Linked DNA regions of Homo sapiens: region 2 is linked to region 1. A link is a loop called in an ENCODE intact Hi-C map of the cell type or tissue named here. Cell type or tissue: GM12878. All regions are shown on one strand. Each heading gives the region's core, and the rest is flanking DNA. Links, peaks and the distances in the headings are about the cores only. Region 1 overlaps ATP8B1 (ATPase phospholipid transporting 8B1). Region 2 has its middle 34 kb from the start of ATP8B1.

Evidence for each region. Peaks named below come from ENCODE experiments on the same cell type or tissue, not always from the same donor. Only the 100,000 strongest peaks of a DNase experiment are listed, where the experiment ranks them.
Region 2: it touches region 1 in a loop (4-fold over the local background); 2 of 110 quality-filtered maps call a loop at or near these places.

Annotation. Positions count from the first base shown.
Region 1 is chr18:57,750,632-57,760,291 of GRCh38, forward strand. All of the region lies in intron 1 of ATP8B1 (ATPase phospholipid transporting 8B1), which reads right to left. It also overlaps the pseudogene RNU6-742P. Among named protein-coding and RNA genes, the nearest start is that of ATP8B1, 48 kb to the right of the region's middle. In GM12878, for the core only: no CTCF peak of the experiment used is centred there; a DNase peak (open chromatin) is centred at 4,130.
Region 2 is chr18:57,832,531-57,842,190 of GRCh38, forward strand. It overlaps the pseudogene RSL24D1P11. Among named protein-coding and RNA genes, the nearest start is that of ATP8B1, 34 kb to the left of the region's middle. RefSeq lists a silencer at 247-541 and enhancers at 919-1,118, 1,159-1,248, 1,289-1,338. In GM12878, for the core only: no CTCF peak of the experiment used is centred there; DNase peaks (open chromatin) are centred at 1,051, 1,451, 5,541 and 5,881; H3K4me3 peaks cover 1,437 bases; H3K27ac peaks cover 2,582 bases.

The sequences.
Region 1 (9,660 bases), core at 1,029-9,028:
CATTCTGGCTATTGCCCTACCCATCCTCAGAGTCCAACCTACTCTTTTCCTCCTTCATCTTAACAGACGTGTCTACAGTGAATTTGTGTCTTAGTTTTCCAAAGCTTAAACCTCAGGTACAGAAAACAATGTTGCACTAACCATGACAGCTAACTTTGTGCATGTTTGCATGTGTCACATGAGTATTTAAATATTATCAATGTTTGGCTGGGCACGGTGGCTCATGCCTGTAATCTGAACACTTTGGGAGGCCAAGGCGGGTGGATCGCTTGAGACCAGGACTTCGAGACCAGCCTGGCCAACATGGTGAAACTCTGTCTCTAGTAAAAATACAGAAAATTAGCCGGGCGTGGTGGCGCACACCTGCTATAATCCCAGCCACTTGGGATTCCGAGGCACAAGAATTGCTTGAGCCCAGGAGGCAGAGGTTGCAGTGAGGAGAGACTGTGCCACTGGACCCCAGCCTGGGTAACAGAGCAAGACTATCTCAAAAAATAAAATAGAATAAGAAAATAAATCTTATCAATGCTTGTTATGGCTTAAACATTAGTAATTTAGGCTATCAATAAGGAATGTTGGGCTAGGCTTGTGGCTCACACCTGTAACCCAGTACTTTGGGAGGCTGAGGCAGGAGGATCACATGAGCTCAGGAGACCAGGCTGGGCAGTATGGTGAAACCACAGCTGTACAAAATATATATATATATACTAAATTTAGCAGGGCATGGTGGTGTAGCTGTAGTCCCAGTTACTTGGGCAGCTGAGGGAGGAGTATCACTTGATCCTGAGAGGCAGAGGTTGCAGTAAGCCAAGATGCTGTCTTGAAAAAAAAAAAAAGGGAATTTATTTTGCTGTCTGGACCAAACACAAAATACAATTACACTCACCATACTCTGAAATCAGAATCAATGACTCTCAAGAAACAGCTTCCATAGGTCAAATGGGGATCTACAAGGCTTCCAGATTATCTTCAAAATCTGTTGATAGACATTTCTGTTGTGCTTCATTATAGAAATTACTAGATTTTCACATATGCGTTAGAACTTGGAGAGGCTCTATCTGCTCTGACTGTGCCCATTGCAGGCCCCACCCTAGCTCCAGCCACCTTCTGCTCCCTCACAAGTACACTCACAAGGGCAGCTAGGCAGCTTCATTCCTTTTCCAGGTCCTCAAATCCCGATGTAATGTCTTTATCATTTGTACTTTAACAACTTACTGCCTGAACCATTCTTTGCATTATGGCTTGTATTGTGGTTGTTTTTGTTTCTAACAGAGTAAAAATCCAAAGGTGCAGGCAAGGCATGGTGGCTCATGCCTATAATCCCAGCACTTTGGAGGGCCGAGGTGGGCAGATTGCTTGAGCTCAGGAGTTCAAGACCAGCCTGGGCAACATGGCGAAACCCTATCTCTACAAAAAAATACAAAAATTAGCTGGGAATTATGGTGCGTGCCTGTGGTCCCAGCTACTTGAGAGGCTGAGGTGGGAGGATCGTTTGAGCCCAGGAAGCAGAGGTTGCAGTGAGCCATGACTGCACCACGGCACTCCAGCCTGGGCAATAGAGTGAGACCCTGTCTCAAATAATAATAATAATAATGATAATAATAATAATAATAAATGATAATCTAAAGGTGCAAGATCATGGCCTATTCCTCTTATTTCTCAAGTGGGGCAGAATCAAGAAATGGTTAAGGGCTCCTGTCTGAGGTTAGACAGATAGGGGATGAAATCCCAGCTCTAAGGCCTGCTACCTGCAGAAGCTTGGGAAAAATATTCTTAGTAAGCTCCTACTTCTCCATTTATAACATGAAGATAATGGTTACCTTACAGGGTCCTTGTGAAGCTTAATCTTGATCCCATGTAAAGCCCTTAGTAGCATGCACAGTATGTGGCCCCAGATATCCACTGAGTGAGGCATTCCAGTGATTCATTTCATCAGAAATTCAGTAACACACACAGATATAATTCTTATATTTCCCCCTTCGATAAAGCTTAGTTTAGTTTATTATTAACCATCGTAAACCTGAAACATCAGGGAACTGAAGTTTTCAAGTGAAAAACAGAGTAGGAAAACAATAAAAACTTTTATAATTGCACTTCACAGCTTGCAAAAGCTTTTCAGATACCATTAACATACTTATCTCTAAAACATCATTGAAAAGTAGATTATTTTCATTTTATTCTCTGCAATAGCTCCATTGCCCAGAACAGCATGTAACACACAGTAGAACTTTCATAAAGAACTACCAAATGTAGAATCAAGCTCAGAGTTCAAGGCTGTATCCAGGTTCTCAGAAATGACAAGATGTAGAGGAACCAGAACCAGATCTTAGCATTTGAATCCAAATCCTGCATCCTTTCTCCTCAATCACACTGTCTCCGGCCCCCAGGGTAAGGTTCCACAGAACTGTAATTATTTAAGACATTCTATATTTTCTAGATGACAATAACTTCAAGATAAGAGAGTAGAGTGCTTAAAAAACCCCGATTAAAGAAAAAAAAGATCTCTCTTGTGTCAACAAGGGAAGAGAGAACCAGTAATATAACTACTTGGATACAGATTTTTGCTTTCCTCAAAGTATACTCAGCAAACCACCTTGATCATGGTATGAACAAGTGAAACAAACCACATTTCAAAACCAGGTTGAATGAAAAGATGCATTGGCTGAGCTTACTTGGAAATAATATGGAAAGAGAGGAAGTGGACAGATCTATAGATAAAAACAACATTGGCCTTGGCCATGAACAAGGGGGTTCATTTTACTATTTCTACATGTGTTTGAAATCTTTCTAAATTAAAACAAGGCAACAACAACACAACAAAAACTCTCCTTCACATAAACCAATGTATTAACATGAGGTCACCACTGTGTAAAGCACATGTGTACTAATCACCAACACAGGCTCTGAAGGGAACACATGCTTTATGCAGCCATTGGCTCCATCTTGAAAACTCAGATATTAAATAATCTTTTCATAGACAGTTAAGAGGAGATTATTTTAAAAAATGAAATACAGGCCGGGCACAGTGGCTCACGCCTGTAATCCCAGCGCTTTGGGAGGCTGAGGCGGGCAGATCACCTAAGGTCAGGAGTTCATGACCAGCCTGGTCAACATGGTGAAACCCCATCTCTACTAAAAATACAAAAATTAGCTGGGCTTGGTGGTGCACTTCTGTAGTCCCAGCTACTTGGGAGGCTGAGGCAGGAGAATTGCTTGAACCTGGGAGGCGGAGGTTGCAGTGAGCTGAGATCATGCCACTACATACCACCCTGGGCTACAGACAGAACAAGACTCTGTCTCAAAAAAAAAAAAAAAAAGAAAGAAAGAAAAGAAAAAAAAAAAGATACATCTGAATATTTAATAAAGTGAAAATGTTATAGAAAACTATAATGTTTTATGAGTCAGGGCCACTCCATTTGCATTGGACTTGAGGAGGCATATTTCTTCTTTGGTTAAACAGGAATATTTAGCATTTACTTGTTCTTTTTGTGCATTACAATTTTTTTCTTTTAAGAATCAGTTTCAGCCTGGCACAGGGGCTCATGCCTGTAATCCTAGCACTTTGGGAGCCTGAGGCAGGTGGATCATTTGAAGTCAAGAGTTCGAGACCAGTCTGGTCAACGTGGTAAAACCCCGTCTCTACTAAAAATACAAAACTTAGCCAGGCATGGTGGCACATGCCTGTAATCCCAGCTACTCAGGAGGCTGAGGCAGGAGAATTGCTTGAACCTGGGAGGCGGAGGTTGCAGTATGCCAAGATCACACCACTGCACTCCAGCTTGGGTGACAGAGTGAGACTCTGTCTAACAAAAAAATATATATATATATATATTATGAAGTAATATTGCTGTTCCTCAGTTTATCATCTGTAAAATGAGTAAAAACAATAGCAGCTGCCTTTTACAGCTGCTGTGAGGATAAAATGATTCAATATATGGAAAGCTCTGGAATAGGGCTTGACCCAAAGGAAGGCTCAGTAAATATTAGCTGTTGTTTTTCTTATGTGAGATAATTAAATACTAGGAGAAGAAACACATCACCAAATTGACACTTCAGGGACAGCTGAGAAGTTACTACAGCCCACGCCGGGGCTCAAATTTACTTTCGTGTGTTGAATCATTAATAGCAAGGGAAATACCTAACTCGTAACCTACTGTCTCAGGCCACAGGAAAATGTCACCCTAGTAGTGAGAGAGATATTAAATATTTTACTCTACCAGCTGCTCAGAGCAAAGCAGCCTGGGGTGTATCCATTACTGCCTTTTTCAGATCTCCTGAAAGATGTCACAAACCCCAAACTCTGGAATTTAGAATATAATATGAACAAGGCAACTTAGAGTTGGTATCTTTGCATAGTGAGTAAATGTGGAATTTTTCAGAATGATAAAGTGGTTTTGTTTATGGTGTTTGTTTTTTTAAGAAATAGAAATTGTCTTTACATCTGACACCTCTGCCACAATATCCAGTGTATATCTTGCCAATAAGAGACACATTACACCAGCCAGCCTAAAATAGTCTCAGGTTGTTTACCAACAATGTGTAATTGTGCATTGGAGAACCCGGGGCTGAAAGTATTCATATATTCATGTTACACTCCCATCAGATTTGCCTTATTAAATGGTTCTAATGCTAGCATCCTACATAAATGGCAAAATTCATGCATTATATAATAACATCAACATTTGGGAAGGGAAAGATTATAACAGACACTGAATCTCTTAATTTTTTCTCTACCAAGATAAAAAAAAAAAATCCTGGACATGTGCTTGCTTCGGCAGCACATATACTAAAATTGGAATGATATAGAGAAGATTAGCATGGCCTTTGCACAAGGATGACACACAAATTCATGAAGCATTCCATTTGTAAAAATTAAAAAAAAAATTAAAAGCCTTGATAAAATGTCCTGCGGATTTGACAGTTTCACATTGACGCTTAATCAAGTTAATTCTTGATTATTTGTGTGTTTACTGACTGATGTAGTTATTATCCATGAATCCCAGGCTCTGGTCAGCTGCCTGGCTTCACATAAGTTTACACAGGCAAACTCCCAAAGGGAGCTTTTAACTTTTAACTGTTTAAAAAGCGGTTAGAGGTGATCAATATTCTAATTGTTTCCAGGCCTTGAAAACAGAGAATCCTATATTCTCTCCTGTTCTCTACAGAGTCACAGCAGTGCAATTCCAATTCAATCCAATCCCCAGCCATAACATAATTAACGGCGCAGCACTGCCAGGGACAGACAGATGAAGAGGGCTTGCACGCGCCCAGACACCAGGCTCACTGCTGAACCATTTGAGCTTAAGTTACATATAGTTCATTATCCCCCTTTACCCCTAAATACTTCAGGGGTAGTCTCTCACATTCTCTTACATAACCATAGTAGAATTATCAACTTCAGACAATTTAACATTAACATTCACAGTTATCTAATAGTCTGATTTCGTCATTGACCCAATGATGTCAGTTATAGTATTATTTTTCCTCTAGCACAGGATCCAGTCTAGAATCAGGTGTTACTTTAGGTAGCCATGTCCTTTAATCTGAAACATTTCCACAACATATATATATATATATATACACACACACACACACACACACACACATATATACACACACACATATATATATATGAAATATTTACACAACATATATATGTGTGTGTGTATGTATATATATATATATTTGAGACTGAGTTTATCTCTGTCACCCAGGCTGGAGTGCAGTGGCATGGTCTTGGCTTACTGCAACCTCCGCCTCCCGGGTTCAAGCGATTCTTGTGCTTCAGCCTCCCAAGTAGCTGGGATTACAGGCGCCTGCCACCATGCCCAGCTAATTTTTATATTTTTAGTAGAGACACGGTTTTACCATGTTGGCCAGGCTGGTCTCGAACTCCTGACCTCAGGTGATCTGCCCACCTTGGCCTCCCAAAGTGAGATTACAGGCGTGAGCCACTGTGCCCGGCCTCCACAACCTGTATTTGTCATTTACAACACTGACATTAAAAGAATATGGTATTCCTTCTCTCTCTCTCTCTCTCTTTTTAAAACTGAACCTCCCACTTTTGGGCTTTCTCTGTCATTTCCTCGTGATTTAATTCAAGGTCTCTGTTCTTGCTGGAACATCACATAGGTGATGCTGCGTCCTTTCAGATGTGACATCTGGAGGCACGTGAGGTCTCTGCCCCTTGTCGGTGATTGCATTTTGATTTTATACTTTGGTCATGTGGTCAACGTGTTGTTTGATTTCTCCACTGTATGTATTTTTTGAACTTGTAATTTGTGGGGAGACACTTTTAAGACATCGCAAATGTCCCGTTCCTTATCACAATTTCCTCCTAAACGTGACACTCATGGATGATTCTCCCCTGATCCAGTCTCTACTACAATGGCCATGAAAGGATGATTTCACAGCACCCATCCCCTCCACGCATATTGGTGAGCCTGAGCATGCCGCTGTAAGCATAGCCTCCCTACTTTCCACTTATTAGTTAGTAATCAATATGGATGTGTAAATTCCTATTTTTTCTCCAATGGCATATAATTCCTTACTGTCCATAATTATTTTGGTGTCCACATGGTCCCTGGTTTGGCCAATCAAAGCACTTTCAAGCTAGCACTGTGTCCTTGTGACAGGCTCCCATCATTCTTTCAGCATGTCCATACCTTGTGACAATAACAAGATGTTCCAGGCTCAAGTTGTACCTCTCCTGCCCCAGCCTGTAATCAGCCATTTCTCCCAGTACCCCTGGTTCCTTTGAATGGGAAATGATAATAGAGACCAAGATCTTGGCACTTGATGTGCTTGTTACTAGCGGGGTGACTTTGCTTCTTGGTCCTGGTCCTTTGATGGATAGAGCTAAGTAAAAAATGTATACACACACACACATACATATACACTTATGCACACACGCATGTACATGGGAATACTTATACATGCATGTATTTCAGAAATCAGTTCATACCTATTCTTCTGATTCCAATTGATTCCCACAATGTTCTTTTCCCCCATCTCCCATTTCCTTTCTATATGTTCCTTCTTTCTCAGTGAGAACCCTGGCTCTCCAAAACAATAACTCATTTGCTCAATGCTAAAATACATCTAAAACTGTTTCAGAGTTGCTTTGCCAGTATCACTACATAAAGTATATCGTAAGAGTTTAAAATTTCTTTGCGAGTTTCCCTCACCACCCAACTTTAGACAAGATGGAGCATATCTCATAGAATACTGTGTTCGTAGCTCCCTGGATTATTTCTTTTTCTCCCCTCTTCACTGTGGTTATGGAATTCATTTGAAATACAACTGGGTTTCTTCATTTCATGTTGCTCTCAGTTTTAGGATTTCCCCTATCCCTATTATATATATACTTATATTTAAATATAACTTAAAAAAATAGGGATGGGGGTCTCACCGTGTAGCTCAGACTGGTCTTAGGCGGGAGGATCATTTGGTCCTCAGCTCAAACGATCCTCCCACCTCAGTCTCCCGAAGTGCTGAGATTATAAGCATGAGCCACCAAGTCTGGCCCCATCCTTGATTTAAATTTATTTTTGAATATGTAGGACATTAACAGGCTCCCCAAAGCCAAAACTATGCAAAAGGGTGTCTTAGACAAGTAACCCTCCTCACATATCCCCTTCTCCTTGTTCCCACCCACCCTTTGTTGGTAATCGACTTTACTGTTTTCTGTTTATCCGTCCTGTGTGTTTTACAAAGATAAGAAGATAGGCCAGGCGCGGTGCCTCACGCCTGTAATCCTAGCACTTTGGGAGGCTGAGGCGGGTGGATCACCTGAGGTCAGGAGTTCGAGACCAGCCTGACCAACATGGAGAAACCCCGTCTCTACTAAAAAAAAAAAAATACAAAATTAGCCAGGCACAGTGGTGCATGCCTGTAATCCCAGCTACTTGGGAGGCTGAGGCAGGAGAATTGCTTGAACTCGGGAGGCAGAGGTTGTGGTGAGCCAAGATCGTGCTATTGCACTCCAGCCTGGGCAACAAGAGCAAAACTCTGTCTCAAAAAAAAAAAAAAAAAAAAAGATAGTTGTATTTTTCCTTATGTTTCCTTTTTTCTTTTACAAAAGTAGAAAATATATGTTCTTTTGCACTTAGCTTTTTTCACTTAGCAATATCTCCTATAATCACTAGAAGTCACTTCTCAGGCAACTGTTTGCAAGTAGAGAAATATTTATGTCTTATGTCTATGTATAAATCATTTTCCTGGAAAACTTAAAAGAAATCCATAGGCCGGGCATGGTAGCTCACGCCTGTAATCCCAGCACTTTGGGAGGTTGAGGCGGGAGGATCACAAGGTCAAGAGATCAAGACTATCCTGGCCAACATGGTGAAACCCCATCTCTACTAAAAATACAAAAATTATCCGGGCGTGGTGGCACGCCCCTGTAGTCCCAGCTACTTGGGAGGCTGAGGCAGGAGAATCGCTTGAACCCGGGAGGTGGAGGTTGCAATGAGCTGAGATTGTGCCACTGCACTCCAGCCTGGGCGACAGAACGAGATTCCATCTCAAAAAAAAAAAAAAAAAAAAAAAAAAAGAAATCCATAGATCCCACGATGGCTTGCTTCCCTTTCTTTCTCTGTTTTCCAAGACAGAAGTCCTCATCTACCACCCTAGGTCCTTAAAGTCTAGCTTTCCTTTAAAGACTCAACTTTAACCTAAGGGTAGCATATTACTGCAGTGAATTTATCAACCTCTAGGCGAGATATTTACAACTCCAGGGACCTTCCCTAAGCAAAATTTCAATCTAAGGTGATAGCTCCAATAGCAGCAACCAAGTAAATATTCATTGAGAATTTTTAAAAAATCACCTTGTGAACCTTTAATCCCTAACAGATAATCTGGTAACTCATGGCAAGTGGTCATCAAAGAAACCAGGAAGGGCCGGGCACGGTGGCTCACGCCTGTAATCCCAGCACTTCGGGAGGCTGAGGCGGGCGGATCACGAGGTCAGGAGATGGAGATCATCCTGGCTAACACAATGAAACCCCATCTCTACTAAAAATAAAAAAAAAAGAATTAGCCGGGCTTGGTGGCGGGCGCCTGTAGTCCCAGCTACTCTACTCGGGAGGCTGAGGCAGGAGAACGGCATGAACCCGGGAGGCGGAGCTTTCGGTGAGCAAAAATTGCGCCACTGCACTCCAGCCTGGGAGACAGAGCGAGACTCCGTCTCGGGAAAGAAAAAAAAAAAAAAAGGTATTTGGATGACTCAGAATAGGCCACCATCGCTGTTGGGAAACTCCTAGTCCTGCCCTGTGCAAACCAACTGCAGCTTAATTGTCTCTGACTGGCAATTGCTACCACCCTCCTACCATTCCCATCATGTAGGAGAGCTGCTAGGAGGTCCACTCACTTTGTCACTAGCACCCAAATTCAAAGGCACTAGAAAGAAGCTATCACTCCAAACCCTCTACATACCAGCAAGAAGGAGGTTGGTGCTGCAGTACCTGGATATTCCAAATTGGCCAATCTCTCCCAATCTCTCCAATATACAAAGATCGGGGGGAAAAAATGACTAAAAATTATCCTCCCACATAGTGATTTTAATTCCCGGTAGAAATGTAAGTGGAAGGAAGCCAAAGATGAATTCAGTACAATAATATCATGATTAACAAAGTCTTGGGATGAACATTTCATCAACACAAT
Region 2 (9,660 bases), core at 711-8,710, 82 kb after region 1:
AGAAGGCAAGATGGAGCCACCATCTTGAAAAGGTCTAGTCCTTAGTTCCTGCTGGCATTCATCTGTGCAGCAAGCTGCCAGCTTGCTTGTCTATGTCTGCAGCTCAACTTTTATCAGCTGCTCTTTGTTAGAAAATTATTTGGGGCTGCTTTTCATTAAAAGGAAAGCCCTACCAAGGACTCCCATGCCCTTGCTATCTCCCTAAGTAATTCCTTTTTACCTCCTATATCACCACAAGCCAGCTTTCCTGGGAGTCCCCTAGTTTCTCTCCAGGCCCTAGGTCACTTCCTATCACCACTGAATCTGTCAGCATCTTTTTGGTGCACTCAGGCCTCCTGGCTCTCCTCCTCAGTATAGCCTTGAATTAATCACCAACTTATCACATAGTGAACAGATGTAGCCTTTTCCAAATCACTCAGGGTCTTCATTCTGAACCCAAATCACCACTCTGTGCTTTAAAATATCTCTCCCTTGCAGTTTGGTGTGGGTGTAGGACTACATTCTGGCCAATGGAGCTTGAGCAGAAGTGATACATGCAACTTTCAAGTCATGCCCCGTGCCCGTTCTTTTCTTTCTGCAGGAGGGAATACAGATGAATTGGCAGGATCAGGAGCAGCCATGTTGCACCAAGAGAAGATGAAAAAAGCATATGTTGCAGATTGCAAAGTAACTAGGTAAGCATTTGAGTCCCTAAAACTATTCCTGGTATGACTGGTAGCGGCATACTAGCTTGGACTTTTTTGTGTCAGAGAAATAAACCTTCATCTCACTTAAATCAGTATTATTTGGGGCCACTCTCTCTGTAGTAGGAGTGAAACTAGTATCCTAACTAATTTAACTGTCAAAAGAAAAAAAAATATGAGGCGAGAAAATAAGGAATCAAGAAACAAAAGTCAAGTTTTACTCACTTCATAGCTTGGCTCAAAAGCAACTTTAAATATGTGAGAAATGCAACAAATGATAATCATGCATACAGAGAAATTCCTCAAGTGACAAATGCTTTTACTTTCATTTCCTTTCTTGAAAATTGACAGAGTAAGATTCAGATGCATGTACTGACACTCACGTCAGTAACATCGGCTCAGGTTAGACTTTGGTCGTCTTATCCTTCGACTACCTAAGGGACTCATGGCCAGTATATTTTACAACCCCCAGTGCCAGTTACTGAATTCTCACCTGAGAATGAATTCCCTAAGTCTGTAATGTTTCATCATCTTGCAACACAGATAAGCCTGTGTTTAGAGCAGGCTTTTCCATATGAGTCCCTCCTCTTTCACACTGGGGCTGAGTAGAAGGTGATTGACCTGCCTGAGACTTTATCAGTTTGGAGTTCATGTTCCATGTGGTGTTGGAGGGAGCAATGGAGGCTGTGAAATCAGACATCCTGCTTTTTGACAGGGTTGTTTGATGACTCACCCAAGCCATTTTTTATTCTCGGTGCATATTCTAGTTTCCCTTCTCCCGACAGTAGCCTGATGCACCTGTGCTTGCACTGTCCTTAAGCCTGTTGCTATTGTTATGTGGTGTCACTGAGCCCAACACTGCGTGCGTGTGTGTGTGTGTGTGTGTGTGTGTGTGTGTTGAAAGGGGTAGGAAAGTGAGGATGATTTTCAACCATTAAACCCTTAAGGGGCCATCTTCTGAAGCCTGGCATCATCATTTTTGTTCTCAAGAACATTTAAGTCAAAAATAACAAGGTTCCTTTTGCTCATCTTCAAATTATTTTACTTGTTTGATCCAACTGCTAACTAGAAGGTGAATTCTTTCTGCTGTCATTTCATAATTCTAGTGTATTAAAAAGAGATGGGGGCTGGGCACGGTGGCTCATGCCTGTAATCCCAGCACTTTGGGAGGTCAAGGTGGGAGGATCACTTGAGGCCAGGAGTTCAAGACCAGCCTGAGCAACATAGCAAGGCCTCCTACAAAAAATTTTAAAAATTAGCTGGGCATGGTGACACCCACCTGTAGTCCCAGCTGCTTGGGAGGCTGAGGCAGGAGGATTGCTTGAGCCCAGGAGTTTAAGGTTGCAATGAGCTTCAAGTTTTTATACCTTCAATCATACCATTTGTGGCTTAGGAACCCCTAATATATTACATGGAGGGTAATGTAGACACCAAGAAAATGATTGAAAACAATTTATGCCTAAATACATTTGTATTCTTCTTTAGAGAAACCTAGTAGACAAACTAAAAGCTACTAAGCAAATAAATCAAGGTACTGTATTTTACAAAATGACTCAATTTATGCATCATTTAAAGAGTGTGGATCCCTTGGGAACTTTAAACATGGTTGCATTAGTTAAACAGTTGCTTCATTCAGATCCCTCTAGGAACTTGGGCAGCACAAGGGAAGGGGGGCCTCTGTTCCTACTGTGTGGTCCTGGTGATCTGTGTAGGTATCTTCTTTTACCGGGTTAAGTGATAAAAACGGTGTCTTGTGCTCTTTTATCCAAGTCCAAGGAGCATCTTTGTGGGTGTGGGGTTGCAATTATACCTTTCCTCCCTGGGCTGAATCCACAAAGAAGAAGAGAAAAATAACATTTCTGGAGACCTGGCCAAGCCCTGGAATAAAATGGTTGCCTGAGAGAAACTGCAAGTTTGGGAGGCGGGGACTCTTTTCATTGTAACCAAGAGTGGAGTCCTCCATTTCTTTTTCTTTTTTCTTTTTCTTTTTTTTTTTTTTTTTTTTTTTTTGAGACGGAGTCTCACTCTGTCGCCTAGGCTGGAGTGCAATGGCTCAATCTCGGCTCTCTGCAACGTCTGCCTCCTGGGTTCAAGCTATTCTCCTGCCTCAGCCTCTCAAGTAGCTGGGATTACAGGCGCTTGCCACCAGGCCCAGCTAATTTTTTGTATTTTTAGTAGAGATAAGGTTTCACCATGTTGGCCAGGCTGGTCTCGAACTCTTGACATCAGGTGACCCACCCACCTTGGCCTCCCAAAGTGCTGGGATTACAGGTGTGAGCCACCGCGCCCGGCCTCCTCCATTTCTTTTACTTTCCTTTAGTCAATAATGGAGACAGTGAAGGCATAAAAGTGTTCATGCTAAAGACCATTTTGAAAATCCAGCCACTTCCTGTCTGTTACACTCCAGCTGCCTATGTCCTCATCGTGTAATGGGAGGGTCACTCTAGAAGAGGAATGGGCCACCGACTGTCTAATGTGACCATCCTCCTGCTGAACTTGGGGAAAATGTCACTTTTTGCTCTGAACCCAGACCTAACCTCTGGATCTTGCTCTATGCCATGCTCCAGAAAGCCACCACTATCAATGTGAGTTGCCACAAAAATTCAATTTTTTGTTTAATAGACTTAGGATCTTCAGTGAAACTTATGGCCATCCCCAGTGGTCACTTCCATCTCTAACATCTCACGACTTTATGAAAATAAAACAACCAGCTATCATCAGGGAGAGAACACAGAGTTAGGAGTTAGTGGATAAGGGTGAGGGTCATGGGTGAGTTACTTCCCTTCTCAAGCCCCCTACTCTCTCCTTCAGATCTACATGTTACTGTCTCAGGCCAGGTTCCCTGACCATCCTGTTTGCAGTGACAACTGTTGCCCCCCACCTCTAAGTACTCCCTACCCCACTTCCCGTTTTATATCTGATCATTAGCATTTGTGATGGTTAATTTTATGTTTCATCTTGACTGGGTCATGGGGTTCCCAGATACTTGGCAAAACGTCATTTCCAATTCTGTCTATGAGTGGATCACCCTCCTCAATGGGCTGTTGAGGGCTTTAAGGCAGAGGAAGGGAGAATTTGGCCTTTTTTTTTTGGAGACAGAGTCTCACTCTGTCACCCGGGCTGGAGTGCAGTGGTGCGATCTTAACTCACTGCAACCTCTGCCTCCCAGGTTCAAGCGATTCTCCCGCCTCAGCCTCCCAAATAGCTGGGATTACAGGCACATGCCACCATGCCCAGCTAATTTTTGTATTTTTAGTAGAGATGGGGTTTCACCATATTGGCCAGGCTGGTCTCAAACTCCTGAGCTCAAGTGATCCACTTGCCTCGGCCCCCTAAAGTGCTGGGATTACAGGCGTGAGCCACCTCGCCCAGCCCTGAATTTGGTCCTTCTTTTCTGCCAGATGACTTGAGCTGGAATATCACTCTCTCCTTCCCTCAGACTGCAGTTTACATCATCAGCTCCCCTGGTTCTCAGGCCTTTGGACTCAGATTGAATGATACCCCTGGCTTTCCCCAGCTGCCAGCTTGCAGATGGCAGATGGTGGGACTTCTCGGCCTCCACAATCACATAAGCCAATTCCTTATGATAACTCTCCTTCTCTTTCTCTCCTCTCCCCTCTCTATTTTGAGCTGATTATTTTGGGAAACTGCAACCACAGGAGAAGCTCTGAAAACAGAGTGGAAGTTACCTTATCATCCACATTACCCCAGGAGGACAGGATGACTCTAAGTCACTGGAGACAGTTATCCTTTATTGATGGAGAAGGCACTGACTTAAATCTCCATAACAAATCTTACTCTTATTTGCCAGTTTTTCCTGAGCATAATCAACTTTCCCTACACCCTTCTTTTTGTTTCAGCAGACATGGCATTTAAGTGTGAGTTCAAAGCCACCTCTTTGAAATTTACCAATTTCTCTGGGTATCTCCCTGTATACTACACGAGGTATACATGTTAATAATCTTCTGTTTATTTGTCTCTTTTTAATCTGTTTTTTGTTACAGTGGCCCATCCCAACTAAGAATTATGAAAGATTGAGAGAAAATTATCTATTTCCCTACATTTATAGTAATGTAAATAGCATAGCCACTCTGGAAAATATCAGTTTCTTAAAAAGCTAAACACTTGGCCAGGCACAGTGGCTCACATCTGTAATCCTAACACCTTGGGAGGCCAAGGCGGGCAGATCACCTGAGGTCAGGGGTTTGAGACCAGGCTGGCCAACATGTCAAAACCCCGTCACTACTAAAAAATACAAAAATTAGCTGGGAGTGATGGCAGGCGCCAATAATCCCAGCCATTCAGGAGGCTGAGGCAGGAGAATGGCTTGAACCTCGGAGGCGGAGGTTGCAGGGGGCAAAGATCGCGTCACTGCACTTCAGCCTGGGCGGCAGAGCAAGACTCTGTCTCAAAAAAAAAAAAAAAAAAAATAGGCCAGGCACAGTGGCTCAAGCCTGTAATCCCAGCACTTTGGGAGGCCGAGGTGGGCAGATCACGAGGTCAGGAGATCGAGACCATCCTGGCTAACACGGTGAAACCCCCTCTCTACTAAAAATACAAAAAATCAGCCGGGCGCAGTGGCAGGCGCCTATAGTCCCAGCTACTTGGGAGGCTGAGGCAGGAGAATGGCATGAACCCGGGAGGCGGAGCTTGCAGTGAGCCGAGATTGCGCCACTGCACTCCAGCCTAGGCGACAGAGCGAGACTCCGTCTCAAAAGAAAAAAAAAAATTCTGATCCCCGAATGCTCAGGGAGACTGATTTGAGTAATAATGAAACTCTGGTCTCCCACACAGACAGCTCTGCATGAATGACTCTTTCTCTGTAGAAATTCCCCTATCTTGATAAAACAGCTCTGTCTAGGCAGTGAGCAGGGTGAACCCGCTGGGCAGTTACAGCATGAGGCAGCCTTGTAGTGATGGCACAGTTGTGTATCTCGATTGTGTTGGTGGTTACAGGAAGCTACACTCGTAATAAGATTGTATAGAAGTACACACGTGTGTGCTTATAAAAACAATGAAATCTGAATCAGCTCTGTGGAGCATTTCAATGTCAATTTCCTGATTTTGATTTTGTACTGTAATTATTCAAGATGTTACCACCACTGAAGGAGGCTAGGTATAGGGTACACTGGGCCTCCCTGTACACTTTCTTTGAACCTTCTGGTGACTCTATCATTATTTCAAAATGAAAAGTCAAAAAAGAAATTGTAGTTGGGCTCTCAAGCTTAGCGTGTGGTCAGTGGGGAACCACACGGGTTCAACATGCGCATCGAGAAGTGTTATTTCTGTTCGGGGCCCATCTACCCTGGCTATGACATGTTGTTCATCCACAACGATTGCAAAGTGTTCGGATTTTGTAAATCTAAATGTCATAAACACTTTAAAAAGAAGTGCAATCCTCGCAAAGTTAGGCGGACCAAACCATTCCAGAAAGCAGCTGGTAAAGAGCTTACAGTAGATAATTCATTTGAATTTGACAAACATAGAAATGAACTTATCAAATACCAGCGAGAGCTATGGAATAAAACTATTGATGCAATGAAGAGAGTTGAAGAGATCAAACAGAAACACCAAGCTAAATTTATAATGAACAGATTGAAGAAAAATAAAGAGCTACAGAAAGTTCAGGATATCAAAGAAGTCAAGCAAAGCATCCATCTTACCCAAGCCCGTCTTGCAGGCAAAGGGAAGGAGTTGGAAGAGAAAATGGTACAGCAGTTACAACAGGATGTGGACATGAAGATGCTTCTTAAACATTTCTGTAACCATTTATTTTATGGACATTTGAAAATGCCCTTTGGAGACTTGGAACTGCTAAATTATTAGTTTATTTTTTACATAAGTTCATTTAAATGAAAAGTGATTAAAATATATCTCTCCTACACTGCCATCTACAAAACACAAGATATTACGGATGTTAGATTGCATCTCAGTATTAAATCTTCACTGATATGTGTACTTATGTAAATCACGAAAATTCTACTTATAACTGTAGAAGTGAATTGTGGACGTAAAATGGTTATGTCATCTGGATAATGGACTAGACAGCATTTGTATAATCACTAATGGCAAAAAATCATGGCTAGTGATGTATAAAATAAAATATTCTTTGCAGTAAAATATTCACTTTATTAATGTTATAGAAGGGGGGAGACAACAAGGAACTAACAATTTGTATGACGGTGTCAAATATTTTGATTTTAGTATTTCCTGTTTTGGTTTATTTGCATCTTAGAAGAGCATAATGACATTGTTTGATGAAGCCTAATTATGCTGGACTGTTTCAACTTGGTTTAACCTTTCTGATAGGTAGTTGTGGATGTTTGGGATGAGAACTGAATAATCTTTGCCTGGAGTGACACTACACTCTAGAATTTCCACTTTGGAGAATACTCAGTTCTAACTTCTGATTCCTGGTAGAAAAAACTTTATTTTTCTAGCCTAGCAATGATCTAGAAGCAGAGGAATCCTAGTGCCTTTTAAAAGTTATTATGTGGTTTTCTGTTAAAAAGCTCCTGTTTTTGGAAAGTAGAATTTATGGATACAACATCTGCTCATTATTTGCACATAAAATAAAACCATTTAAAAAGAAAAAAATTATAGTTGGACATAAAACAATGTTTAAATTTAAAATTACCTCAGGATATAGACATGCATGGAACTAATATTTTATACATAATCTTAACTTGCTTTTGTCAGTGTATCTACTTGTAAATGTGTCTCACCATTCGGTTCCCTGTGTTCTGTTGCTGAATATGGTGTTATAGCACTTCTGGTATGATAGCCGTGGACTGTTCTCTGATTTTCTCCATTTTTTGCTAATGATGTGTAACTATGACATGTGGACAGTACCCGGATTGCCTGGTTTGATCACTATGGCTACTTATGTAAGCATCTCATGGCAAATCTTGTCAGAGCACATATAGATTCTGTGAATCTGCATGGTCAGAGTAAGCTTGCTCTCTTTGGGTGGCTGGAGGGTTATGAATATTTTTCACAACTGTCACTTCCTGAACTTGACCTTTGGTATACTTTCCAGATTTGCTAATGCATCTGCTATGCTTGAGGCATGGCTTTAAAATAATATAACTTTTTCGGCCAGGTGCGGTGGCTCATGCCTCTAATCCCAGCACTTTGGGAGGCTGAGACAGGCGGATCACTTGAGGTCAGGACTTCAACACCAGCCTGGCCAACATGGCGAAACCCTGTCTCTACAAAAAATACAAAAATTAGCCTGGCATGGTGGTGCATGCCTGTAATCCCAGCTACTCGGGAGGCTGAGGCACGAGAATTACTTGAACCCGGGAGATCATGCCACTTCACTCCAGCCTGGGCAACAGAGCAAGACTGTCTCAAAAAAAAAAAAAAAAAATTGGGCCAGGTGCAGTGGCTCACGCCTATAATCTCAACAGTTTGGTGGACTGAGGCAGCTGGTTCATTTGAGCTCAGGAGTTGGAGATCAGCCTGACCAACATGGGTGAAACCCCGTCTCTACTAAAAATACAAAAATTAGCCAGGCGTGGTGGTGCATGCCTATAATCCCAACTACTTGGGAGGCTGAGGCACGAGAATCTCTTGAACCCAGGAGGCGAAGGTTGCAGTGAGCTGAGATCGCACCACTAAACTTCAGCCTGGGTGACAGAGTGAGACTCCATCTCAAAAAAAATTTATATATATATATATAAAGATTATATATATAAAATATTATGTATATAATATATATATAACTTTCTCAAAGCAAACGATACCATTTTGATCTCCTATTATGTACTAGTTGTTACATATGTTATCTTATTTAGAACTTATACTAATCTAGTGAAATATGTGTTTCTTTCCTTGTAGAACATAAACAAGAGAAATTATTTATCTGAATAAATGTTGTTCCTAAGCACCGTTATTCCAGCAATGCTGTTGTGCTTCACAGCCCTGTTAAACGTGTCTTTTAGGCTTGTTTTCTGACTCTGTAGCACATCCTTTTGACTGCACTCAGTTGTGGAAAATTTTGATCTTTTTAAGTGTAGGCATCTGTAGTCCCAGCTATTTGGGAAGCTCTGCTGGGAGGATCCCTTGAGCCCAGGAGGTAGAGGGTACAGTGAGCTATGATCGTGCCATTGCACTCCAGCCTGGGTGACAGAGCATGACCCTGTCTCAACAGCGTCTCAACAAAACAACAACAACAACGAAACCAAACCAGCCAACCAAACAAAAATAATAAAGTTTAGAATTTGTCTACCTACTTACCTACCTACCTGTATCTATCATCAAAAGTAATTCAGCACAAATTAAAATAAGGAAGTATTTTTAACTTACAGGTTATAGAATGCATTTCCAATGCCACCAAAGATGCAGAGAACCCTCTGTATTGCTGGAGAAAGTGTGAATTGCTACTACTTTTTGGAAAGCATGTTGACAATATATTATGTCCACAGCCTTTAAAAATGTTCACACCTTTTAATGAGTCATTCTACTTTTAGGCATGTATGATATATTTTGAAAACTTTGTAACAATTGACATCCACTGCAGCCACAGTCTAATGGAGGGAAACGGAAACCCAGTCCACCACCTACACAATCTATTCCAACCCCAATTTACCATAAGGTTTTACTTCTGTTATGACTTTTTGCATGCATTTTTTTTAACACGTTGGCTTTCTTGGGAGGGTAAAGTTTTTTCAAGAACTAAGTGTATTTTCAAGAACCCAGCACATAATAGATGCTCTGAATAAATTTTATTCACCAATTTTATTCACTGGCTTACCACGAGCCAGTCCTGTACAGACATTAATTTATTTCAAGACAACCCTATAAAGTAGGCTTTTCTTTCATATTTTATAGGTGAGGAAACTTGAGGCAGAGAGAGAATAAGTAATTAGCCCAAGGTCATACAGCTAGTAAGAAGTGGGGTAAGGTGGGAAGCCAGGCAACCTCTCCTGAGCTCTAGGCTCTTAACTGCCTCTCCAGTGTGAGCAGACAGTCA